Linked DNA regions of Homo sapiens: region 1 is linked to region 2. The links are chromatin loops, found by intact Hi-C in ENCODE. Cell type or tissue: endothelial cell of umbilical vein. All regions are shown on one strand. Each heading gives the region's core, and the rest is flanking DNA. Links, peaks and the distances in the headings are about the cores only. Region 1 has its middle 20 kb from the start of BSDC1. Region 2 has its middle 9.0 kb from the start of TMEM39B.

Region 1 (5,373 bases), core at 257-5,256, 350 kb after region 2:
GCCCTGTACTGCCAGAGCTAGACACCAGCCAACAACACTTCCCAGACTCCACTGCTAGCTGGGTCCCAGTTACATTGTGCCAATGGGAGGTGCTTGGTTATATTTGAAGGTGAGAAGAAGGGAGAAATTCTTAGGCTTTAGGAGGTGACTTACCTTTAGCAGTGGTGGCTCTTCCAGCACTGTCAGTAGTGAAAGTGGGGTTGTTGGCTTCACCCCCAGGGTGGTTTCCTGGGCTCTGGAAAATGTCACATTTTACTCTTAGCTCCTTTGGCATTTCCAACATCTTTGTAAGCAAGTCCCTGCATTATATACATTTCTGCTTGAAATATGTTGAATGTTCTCTGTTTTTCTTATCAACACTTAATCATACATTTCCATAAGCCCATACTCTGACTGCTGAAGCCCAGAGGCATTGTGGGTCTCCAGGAATCTGTGGTTAGTTGTCTGATTGTCCCCAAGAGGTTTGTGTATTTATCCGTTGGGAAAGAACAGGAAAAAATGTTCATAGTATGAACTTGTGTTGCTGTTGCTGGATCTTTCCTTAAGCATCCTATACTCTTCCTTTAATCAATGGTCTGTGCACCTGTGAATTGATTCATGTATGGGAATTGCGTGAAAGATGAAAACTGTCTATTGTGTCAAAATAGACCTCTGTTTACTGGACAAGGAGGTATTTTTGTTGTTTGTCTTGATATAAAAACTAAGTGGGAGGCCATGTGTGGTGGCTCATGCCTGTAATCCTAGCACTTTGGGAAGCCAAGGCAGGTGGATCGCTTGAGGTCAGGAGTTCAAGACCAGCCTGGCCAACAAGGTGAAACCCCATCTCTACCAAAAATACAAAAAATTAGCCAGGTGTGTTGGCACATGACTGTAATGCCAGTTACTCGGGAGGCTGAGGCAGGAGAATCGCCTGATCCCAGGAGATGGAGGTTGCAGTGAGCCAAGATTGCACCACTGCACTCAAGCCTGGGTGACAGAGCAAGACTCTGACTCAAAAAACAAAAGAAAACATTAAGTGGGAGTTGGGCACGGTGGCTCATGCCTGTAATCTCAGCACTTTGGGAGGCTGAGGTGAGTGGATTGCTTGAGCCCAGGAGCTCGAGACCAGCTTGGGCAACACAGTGAAATCCCATCTCTACAAAAAGTACAAAAATTTGCCAGGGATGATGGTGCGTGCCTGTAGTCCCAACTACTTGGGAGGCTGATATGGGAGGATCACTTGAGCTCGGGAGGTTGAGGCTGTAATGAGTGAGCCATGATTGCACCACTGCATTCCCGCCTAGGTGACAGAGTGAGACCCTGTCTCAAAAAAAATAAAAAAGTGGGAACTTGGTAGGCCGTTCATAAGCAGTTGTTTCCAAAGATTTCTGTAGGTCTCACCACTCTGTTTTCATGTCAACCCTGTTGCTTACTGGTAACCCTTCCTCCTTTGTATTTGATGGGTAACTGTTGATACAGGAGTTAAGAAGAAATTACTTAGGCAGATAGTAAGGGGATGGGAGTCCTTGGTAAGTCTTCTCTTTTTAATGAAAAGCAGCCCCAAATCATTTTCTAACAAAGAGCAGCCTGAAAGCTGGGCGCTTGCACAGGTGAATGCAGGCAGGAACTAAGGACTAGACATGTTCAAGATGATGGCTCCATCCTCCCTTTTCTGCCAGCCATGGGTACTGTAAAGGAGTGGATAAGATAGTGCTGATCAACTGGAAAGTCCATTTGCATAAGAAGATTAAGGTGAGGTGACCAGTCTTCCCTGTGCCCTATGTAAACCCATACCTGATCGAACCAATCTGTGAGCCCTACATAAATCAGACACCACGACCTCAAACTGTATATAAAACTCAGCTTATTTGCCACCAGCCAGTCCTTTTCCACTTGGTCATTTTCTGCTAGGTTCCTTCTGCTTGGAGACCCCTTCCTCTGTGCAGGAAGCTGTTTCTCTCTCTTTTCTTCTACCTATTAAACTTCTGCTCCTAAACTCCTTGTGTTTGTCTGTGTCCTAAATTTTTTGGCCCACAACAAAGAACCCAAGGGTATATACCCCAGAAAACGAAGCTGCTTCATAATGGGGGCCTGTCTGGGATACCAAAGTACAACATTCATCGAAACAGTGAGTAAAGGAGTGGACTCCAACTCTGTCTTTTCATTCTGAGGCTCTCAGTCTCCATTTTAGACCTTTCTTGAAGGACAGCCATGGTGTGGCGCTGGAAGAAGTCCTGAGGCAACTGAGGGCTTCTGGCTGGGGCTACCCCCCGGTGTTATCCAAAGGCTTCTGGACTGACCCCTGCTTCCAACCACCCCAGTGGGGTGTCGGCACCAGGATCTCCAACTTTCCTTCATAATTTCCTCCTTCCTTGACCACATTTGTCATATCTCTTATCCTCTCTGTGTATGCAGTGTGCAGGAAGTTTTACACTTCAGGGAAGTAATCTTGTTTGGCAAGATCAGGGAATGTCATAGTAACTGGGGATATAGCTCAGGGGAAGGTGTCTTTGTGATTTTCTAGGAACAGAGGGTTCCTCCCCAACAGTGAGCATGTGTCTCTGCGCTTGGTCTGGCGAGCACGGCATTTCCAGGTCTCTCTCTGTCCTTGGTCTGGAGAACATATGGCATGTCAATGTCACTCTGTCCTTGGTCTAGAGAGCACATGGCGTTTCAAGGTAAACAGCGCCACCTAGTGGAATAGGGATCCTCTCCATGAGGCACATTGTCCTTCACTGAAACACCCTAGCCTCCCAATTCTCTCCCCTTTTTGTGCCTCTCTACTAAAAACCAGGCTTCACGCTACTTCTGTAAATGGGAAAACTCTGCCTTCAACAATTAGGGGTAAAATATCCTCCAAAACCAAATTTTAGTGTCAATACTGTCCCATCAACAGTAAAAGGGCCATTCAATACCTACATTCTTTTAAGGCACCTATTCTGCCTCCAATTAGAGTGGTACTTAATTGGTAAGGGGATTTTAAGTTCAGAAGTTAACGAGAACCATTCTCTAAGGGTAAACGCTTCAGTATGGGCCATAATAGCAGGATATAGAGTTCAATTTAGCACTCCCACTCCATTAAAGGGTCCTTGCCCAACTATTACATAGCTTTTCTTGGGATCCAATTTTTGGGGAGCCAGGTAGATCACACAAATCCAGGAAGTCAAAGGGAAATCACAGGCAGAGGACTAGAGTCACTTGGGTGAGCGTGACTAGCCCCAATCGCTTAGTTCTTCTGGTTCCATGGCTGGAGGTCACGCCTGCAACCATGGGTGGCATGTTCAACAAGGTGCTGGGACCAAGGAACCACGGAGGGAAAACATCAGGGGGACACCCCCACTGTCTTCGTCTCCACCCTGGGTCACACCAAAAGGAAGGAGACTAAAAGGATGCCTTTTTCTCACTTCTCTTTCTAGATGGGTACCATCTTCAGCCTGCACTCCCCTGGAATGCATTCTGAAGCACTGGGACTCCTTTCACCCTGAAACTTTAAAGAAAAAGTGGCTCATTTTCTTTTGCACAAGGGCATGGCCTTTTTATTAGACCTTTGCAAGTGTTACAAAATTAACCCAGCCCTTTTAGCAATCACATTTGGCATGACCAAAGAGAATAATGCCCCCAAATTAGAGAAGCAACTTCTGGGGGATCCATCTGAGGATCTCCCTTATTTGGGGCCCTTTCAAGTTCCCTTCTCATTACAGGACCTTAGGCAAATAAAGAGAGACTTAGGCCAATTTTCTGACAACCCCAATAGGTATATAGAAGCTTTCCAAAATGTAACTTAGGTATTTGACCTCTCATGGAGGGGTGTTATGCTTCTCCTAAGCCAAACCCTAACCACAGCTGAGAGCCAGCCAGCTCTGTAGGCAGCAGAGAAATTTGGAGATGAGGAATATGTCTCCCATAGTAGGCCTAAAAGGAAAAGAGAAAATACGAAAGGCAAAAAAAAAAAAAACGGGAAACACCATTCCCAATAGGAAGAGAGGAAATACCTCTTGACAACCCTAACTGGAACACCCAGACTTTTCTACAGTGTTTTTCCTTCTTTCACAGTTTATTTATTTTTATTATTTGTTATTTATTTTTTTTGAGATTGAGTTTCACTCTTGTTGCCCAGGCTGGAGTGAAGTGGCGTGATCTCAGCTCACTGCAACCTCTGCCTCCTGGGTTCAAGCGATTCTTCTGTCTCAACCTCCTGAGTGGCTAGGATTACAGGCATGCACCACCACGTCCAGCTGATATTTTGTATTTTTAGTAGAGATGGGGTTTCACCATGTTGGCCAGGCTGGTCTCAAACTCCTGACCTCAGGTGATCTGCCCACCTCGACCCGCCAAAGTACTGGGATTACAGGCATGAGCCACTGTACCTGGCCTACTTTCACAGTTTAAAATGGCTCTTTCATAATGTTCTTCCAAACTGGGAAAAGTTAGTTTCTCCAAACCTTAAAATGCTTGGCTTAGAGTTGAGCTAGGGGAAGGGAACCCAGAAGCCTGACACGCTGGCAAAAGGGTAGAAGTTTTTTCTAACAGTCAAGCTTTTGGCTTTTCTCTCCCTATGCAAACCAGCGAAAGGGATAATAAGGTTCATTGTTTATATTCTCTGTAAAGTTTTAATTAATCAAAAAAAATCGTGAGGTTGGTCTTAAGCTGTAGCCATTCTGATGTGCTTTGTGTGTCTTTCCATATGGTTCTGTTAAGAGAAAGGGTACCTTAGGTTCGGATACAGACCGTGGACCTCATAAGCCTGCTGTTCAAGGCAGCCCAACAGAATGGTCAGTAATAAACTTGGCTACAGGTCTCTATCTTGTTTCATGTCCTTGGGATCATGACCCATAACCACATGGCAGTACTTTGTTTTAGTTGCCACCATTTTACATGATGGCTGTCTTCTTATGCTAAATCAGTTCCTGAGTGAGGGCCACAAAATCAGATAAGCCAGTTTGTCAACCTGGATGGTGCCAGCTGATCCATCCAGGGGAGGGTTTAAAAATGTCTTCAGCACTGATCTTTTTTTTTTTTTTTTTTAAGGTGGAGTCTCGCTCTGTCACCCAGGCTGGAGTGCAGTGGCGCCATCTCGGCTCACTGCAAGCTCTACCTCCCGGGTTCACGCCATTCTCCTACCTCAGCCTCCTGAGTAGCTGGGACTACAGGCGCCTGCCACCACGCCCGGTTAATTTTTTTTTTTGTTTGTATTTTTAGTAGAGATGGGGTTTCACCATGTTAGCCAGGATGGTCTTGATCTCCTGACCTCATGATCTGCCCGCCTCAGCCTCCCAAAGTGCCAGGATTACAGGTGTGAGCCACCGCACCCAGCCAGCACCGATCTTGAGAGCAGTTTAGGGAGAGTCAAAATCTTGTAGGCTCCAGCTGTGTGACTTCTAGGCCATGGTTTTT
Region 2 (5,373 bases), core at 161-5,160:
GCAAGCTATTTAATCTCTGAGCCTGTTTCTGTCATCATTGTTGATTACTGTAAATAACAGCTAATAATTTACTGATTTCTTAGTATGTACCAGGAAAATAAGAAAAACTGAGACTCAAGGAGGATAAAAAATTTGCCTATGGTTAGAAAAAGACTTCATGGTCTATACTATCAGACTTCATGGCCTATTCTTTTGACCTGTTTGTACCTCTCACAGCCACAAGTGCTTTGAAATATTAAAGCATTATGTTTGCATGAGGGGTTCGTCTAGGATGACAGATCATCTAGGTTTACCCAAGAGAGAGTTTCTGGGATATGGGACTATCCAGTGCTAAAACTAGAAAAGTCACAGGCCAGCCTCGATGAGTTTGTCACCCTGTTGTTTACATTGGATGCTCTGAGTCCAGGGCTGACAAGGGAGGAGTTTGGGGTGGGGAATTAGGGAATCAGATGGCATCTTCATCATATATAAATGGAGGCACAGAACCTGAGTCACTGACTGAGGAGCTGGTGTTAGGTTCCTAGATCGCTATACCTTCAGTCTGCTAGGATTTCTACTCGGGAGCCACAGAATTTTATAGGAAAGCTTACAGGGCTGAAGCCAAACAGATCTGAATTCAAATCCCAGCTCATCATTTGCATATTTCCAGAGCTTGTTTTAATTTTTTTTTTTTTTTTTTTTTTTTTTTTTGCTTTAAGAAGAGCTGTAGGGCCTGTTTACTCCATCAAAGTAGGATAAGAATTGCTACCTACTGGCCAGGTGCGGTGGCTCACGCCTGTAATCCTAGCACTTTGGGAGGCCGAGGTGGGCAGATCACGAGGTCAGGAGATCGAGACCATCCTGGCTAACATGGTGAAACCGCATCTCTACTAAAAATACAAAAAATTAGCCGGGCGTGGTGGTGGGCGCCCCTAGTCCCAGCTACTCAGGAGGCCGAGGCAGGAGAATGGTGTGAACCCAGGAGGCGGAGCTTGCAGTGAGCCGAGATCGCGCCATTGCACTCCAGCCTGGACCACAGAGCAAGACTCCATCTCAAAAAAAAAAAAAAAGAATTGCTACGTACTGAATGGGATCTGAGAAGCAAATGATGTGTTTGAAATGCCTGGCATGGGGTCTAGACACAATACTGCTCAACCTTTAAGTTTCCTTCCTCCTTTTTTCCCAGGCTTGTGGGTCTTATCCAGTCCTGTCACCTGTCACAGTCTTCGTCCTCCTCCTGTTACCACTTATGGCCCTTGGGATCTTCCTTTGAGAGCCCTGACTTGTTGGGCTTGGCCCACCCACCCAGCTGCCCTGTATGTCAGTCACCTCCCCTGTAAGCTGAGAAGGGATGACATCAGCCTTTCCCTCTTCCCCCCTCCCAAGCCTCTAGGCTGTTTTGAGCCATAAATATTTTAGCTGGGCCTTTCTCTGGCTGTTGCCAAGGTGATGGGCTCTCAGGGGACTGGGGTGGGAGTGTGGAGGTAGGGCTGGCAGCCTGGGGCCTGGCAGCAGAGCTGGCCCTGGAGGAGTGGGTATGAGGCCTGGCCAAGAGCCAATGCTTGCAGCTTGACAAGCAGGCTGTTGCTCTACCTGCTTGCCTTCCCTTTCCTCAGCCCCTCAGAGCCACTCCTATTGCCTACAGGCCCACTTCTGCCCTTGGCTGCTGCTCTTCGACCTCAGGTAAATTGTTCAATGTCCCTAGGCTTTCATTTTAACATTCGTAACAAAAATCCAAGAAAGCAAAGGAGGTTTTGTAAAAATGCTGTAAGATGCCAGGCTAGTGAATCATGATTGGAGAAGCTAGGTCCCACTGCCCTTTCTGATAGACCTAAAGGCTGAGGTCTTGATGCCATGTGGATGTCACCCTAAAGACAGCTCTTAGATATGCCACTCTCTCCCCTTCCTCCTTCCCCACGATGCACCCCCTGCTCTTTAGAAATTTTCTAAAGTTCCCGGGCCAGCTAGATGACCTGGCCTGCCATGGGGTAGCCCAGGAAGGAGTTGGGCCTGGTGGCTTATGAGCAGAGTTGAGAGTCTCTTTTGCTTGAGATACAGAAATTCAGGTCCCTAAACTAGATCTGGCCCTCATCCTTACCCACCTCACCTCTTTCCTGGTGACCTTACATCTGGCTAGCTGCTAAATTCTAGGTTGTGGCAGCATGCCCCACCCCCTCTCCTTGGGATGGGTCTAAGAAGGCCCATAGAGGAGGCACTGGGATCCATTCCCTACCCTACCATTGAGAATCGCTGCAGTTGTATCCAGGATTCCACATCTTATGCCCAGCTTAATTTCTCTGTTGTACTTGGAGTTGAGATTCCTTTGTATCAGGCTCTCTCTGGTGGTTAAGATGTGCATTACAGAAAAATAAGATAAATGAGAGACTGAATTTCAGGCCACCCTGAGAGGTGGGGATAGTTTACACTAAGGAAAAGAATCTGTGTCTCCAACTCCTAATAACATCTGCTCCATTTGTCACAGGATATCTCTCCCATGTGTTTGCTTCTCTCCATTAATCCTCACAACATAGTAATTTTCCTAATTGTACAGATGAAACAGGCTTAGAGAGTTGAAATCAAGTCCAAATTCTTTACTGTGTGTAACATTCAGGATCATCAAGTGATCTGAATTGAACCTATTTTTCCAACCTCATCTTCAGTTATTCTCAAGCCAAACTAGACTCACCCTTCTGGAACATAGCCTACTTTACAGTTCTCTCTATCTTAATTACCTTAAATACATTACCTGCCAAAATCTTATCTCTTTTTAAACTAAAGAAATGTGACATTTTCTGGGTTTTCTATAGTTTACATATATTTGTAATATAAGATGTGGGAAGACAAATGTCTGGATAAGAATGGGGGTAGGGGGATTGCCTGACAGGTGGGAGGTTGTGTGGGGAGACTAATGTATACATGGAGTGAGAATGGCCCAGGAAACTGGAAGAACATGAAGACACCTGGATTCTCTGGTATTGAAAATCAGATGTAAGTATTCTTGCTGGCAAGAGAAGGTGAAAGCAAATCCCTGGTGGGCTGGGACCGGGCTGCAGGTGACATTTTTTTCAAAGCCTTCAATCTTAAATTCACATTAGTTTGTTTTGTTTGTTTGAGATGGAGTTTTGCTCTTGTTGCCCAGGCTGGAGTGCAATGGGACGATCTCGGCTCACCACAGCCTCTGCCTCCCGGGTTCAAGCGATTCTCCTGCCTCAGCCTCCTGAGTAGCTGGGATTACAGGCATGTGCCAACATGCCCGGCTAATTTTGTATTTTTGGTAGAGACGGGGTTTCTCCATGTTGGTCAGGCTGTTCTCAAACTCCCGACCTCAGGTGATCCGCCCGCCTCAGCCTCCCAAAGTGCTGGGATTACAGGTGTGAACCACCGCGCCTGGCTTGTTTTTGTTTTTGACACAGGGTCTCGCTCTGTTTCCCAGGCTGGAGTGCAGTGGCACAATCTCAGCTCACTGTAACCTCCACTTCCCGGGTTCAAGTGATTCTCATGCCTCAGCCTCCTGAGTAGCTGGGATTACAGGTGCACAACACCACACCTGCCTAATTTTTGTGTTTTTAGTAGAGGTGGGATTTTGCCATGTTGGCCAGGCTGGTCTTGAAGTCCTGGCCTCAGGTGATCTGCCCATCTTGGCCTCCCAAAGTGCTGGGATTACAGGCGTGAGCCATCATGCCCAGCCCACATTAGTTTACTTTGTACTTTACAGTATATCCATGTTTTAATAAAAATAGCTAATGCTTCAATAGCACTGAATGTATGTCAGGTTCTAGTCTAAATACTTTACATAGATTCTCAAACCCATAAGGCTTGAGGAAACTGAGACCCAAAAAGGTTAAGTAACTTGCTAATGTCATACAGCCAGTAGGTGATGGGGCTAGGAAGTCTGGCTCCAGAGAACGTGTTCTTAATGACTGCGATTTGATGTTGAAAATTCTGCCTTACAGGCCGGGCGCGGTGGCTCACGCCTGTAATCTCAGCACTTTGGGAGGCCGAGGTGGGCAGATTACAAGGTGAGGAGATCGAGACCATCCTGGCTAACGTGGTGAAACCCCGTCTCTACTAAAAAATACAAAAAATTAGCCAGGCCCGGTGGCAGGCACCTGTAGTCCCAGCTACTCGGGAGGCTGAGGCAGGAGAATGGCGTGAACCCAGGAGGCGGAGCTTGCAATGAGGCGAGATTGCGCCACTGCACTCCAGCCTGGGCGACAGAGCGAGACTCCATCTCAAAAAAAAAAAAAGAAAAAGAAAATTCTGCCTTATATTTCCATTGAATAAAACTGACATTCCAGAAAGCTGCATTGTGTTTTATCCTGTGGATTCATCACTTCTGTGTACCACCAGAGGTCTGCATAGTCTGGTCTGAAAACTGCTGATTTAAGGCCAGGCGCAGTGGCTCATGCCTGTAATCCCAGCACTTTGGAAGGTCGAGGCGGGCGGATCACCTGAGGTTCAGGAATTCGAGACCAGCCTGGCCAACATGGCGAAACCCCAACTCTACTAAAAATATGGAAATTAGGCATGGTGGTGGGCGCCTGTAATTCCAGCTACTCAGGAGACTGAGACAGGAGAATCGCCTGAACCCGGAAGGCAGAGGTTGCAGTGAGCCGAGATCGTGCCATTGCACTCCAGCCTGGGCAACAAGAGCAAAAGTCCATCTCAAAAAAAAAAAAAAATGCTGATTTATAGGACAGATTTGGGCCAGGTGTGGTGGCTCCATTTTGTAAACCCAGTGATTTGGGAAGCCCAGGCAGGAGGATCATTTGGGCCCAGGAGTTGAAGACCAGCCTGGGTAACATAGTGAGACCCTGTCTCTACAAAAAAAAAAAAAAAAAAAAAAAAAATTTTTTTTCTTTTGAGATGGAGTCTTGCACTGTCGCCCAGGCTGGATGGAGTGCAATGGTGCAATCTTAGCTCGCTGAAACCTCCACCTCCCAGCTTCAGGCAATTCTCCTGCCTCAGCCTCCCAAGCAGCTGGGATACAGGTGCACACCGCCATGCCAGGCTAATTTTTTTTTTTTTTTGTACTTTTAGTAGAGACGGGGTTTCACTATGTTGGCCAGGCTGGTGTCGAACTTGTGATCTGCCCACCTCGGCCTCCCAAAGTGCTAGGATTACAGGCCTGAGCCACCGCGCCTGGCCAGTTTTTTTTTTTTTTAATTAGCCAGGCACAGTGGTGTGCACCTGTAGTCCTAACTACTCGGGAGGCTTACGTAGGAGGATAACTTGAGCCCAAGAGTTGGAGGCTGAAGTGAGCTATGATTGCACCACTACATTCTAGCCTGGGTGACAAAGTGAGGCTGTGTCTCTAAAAAACAGGACAGATTGCCAGCTTTTGGCCACAGTCCCAAAATAACATGACCAAAGAAGAGATCTCAGCTTCCAGTA

Evidence for each region. Peaks named below come from ENCODE experiments on the same cell type or tissue, not always from the same donor. Only the 100,000 strongest peaks of a DNase experiment are listed, where the experiment ranks them.
Region 1: a loop joins it to region 2, with 5 times the contacts of the local background. A loop is called at or near these places in 4 of 110 quality-filtered maps.

What each region holds. Positions count from the first base shown.
Region 1 is chr1:32,411,468-32,416,840 of GRCh38, forward strand. No RefSeq gene overlaps it. Among named protein-coding and RNA genes, the nearest start is that of BSDC1, 20 kb to the left of the region's middle. In endothelial cell of umbilical vein, for the core only: CTCF peaks have their summits at 2,691 (motif pointing left) and 2,890; a DNase peak (open chromatin) is centred at 2,644; H3K27me3 peaks cover 177 bases.
Region 2 is chr1:32,061,265-32,066,637 of GRCh38, forward strand. No RefSeq gene overlaps it. Among named protein-coding and RNA genes, the nearest start is that of TMEM39B, 9.0 kb to the right of the region's middle. RefSeq lists enhancers at 1-189, 1,204-1,498 and a silencer at 2,144-2,438. In endothelial cell of umbilical vein, for the core only: a CTCF peak has its summit at 2,308; DNase peaks (open chromatin) are centred at 1,347 and 2,297; H3K27ac peaks cover 734 bases.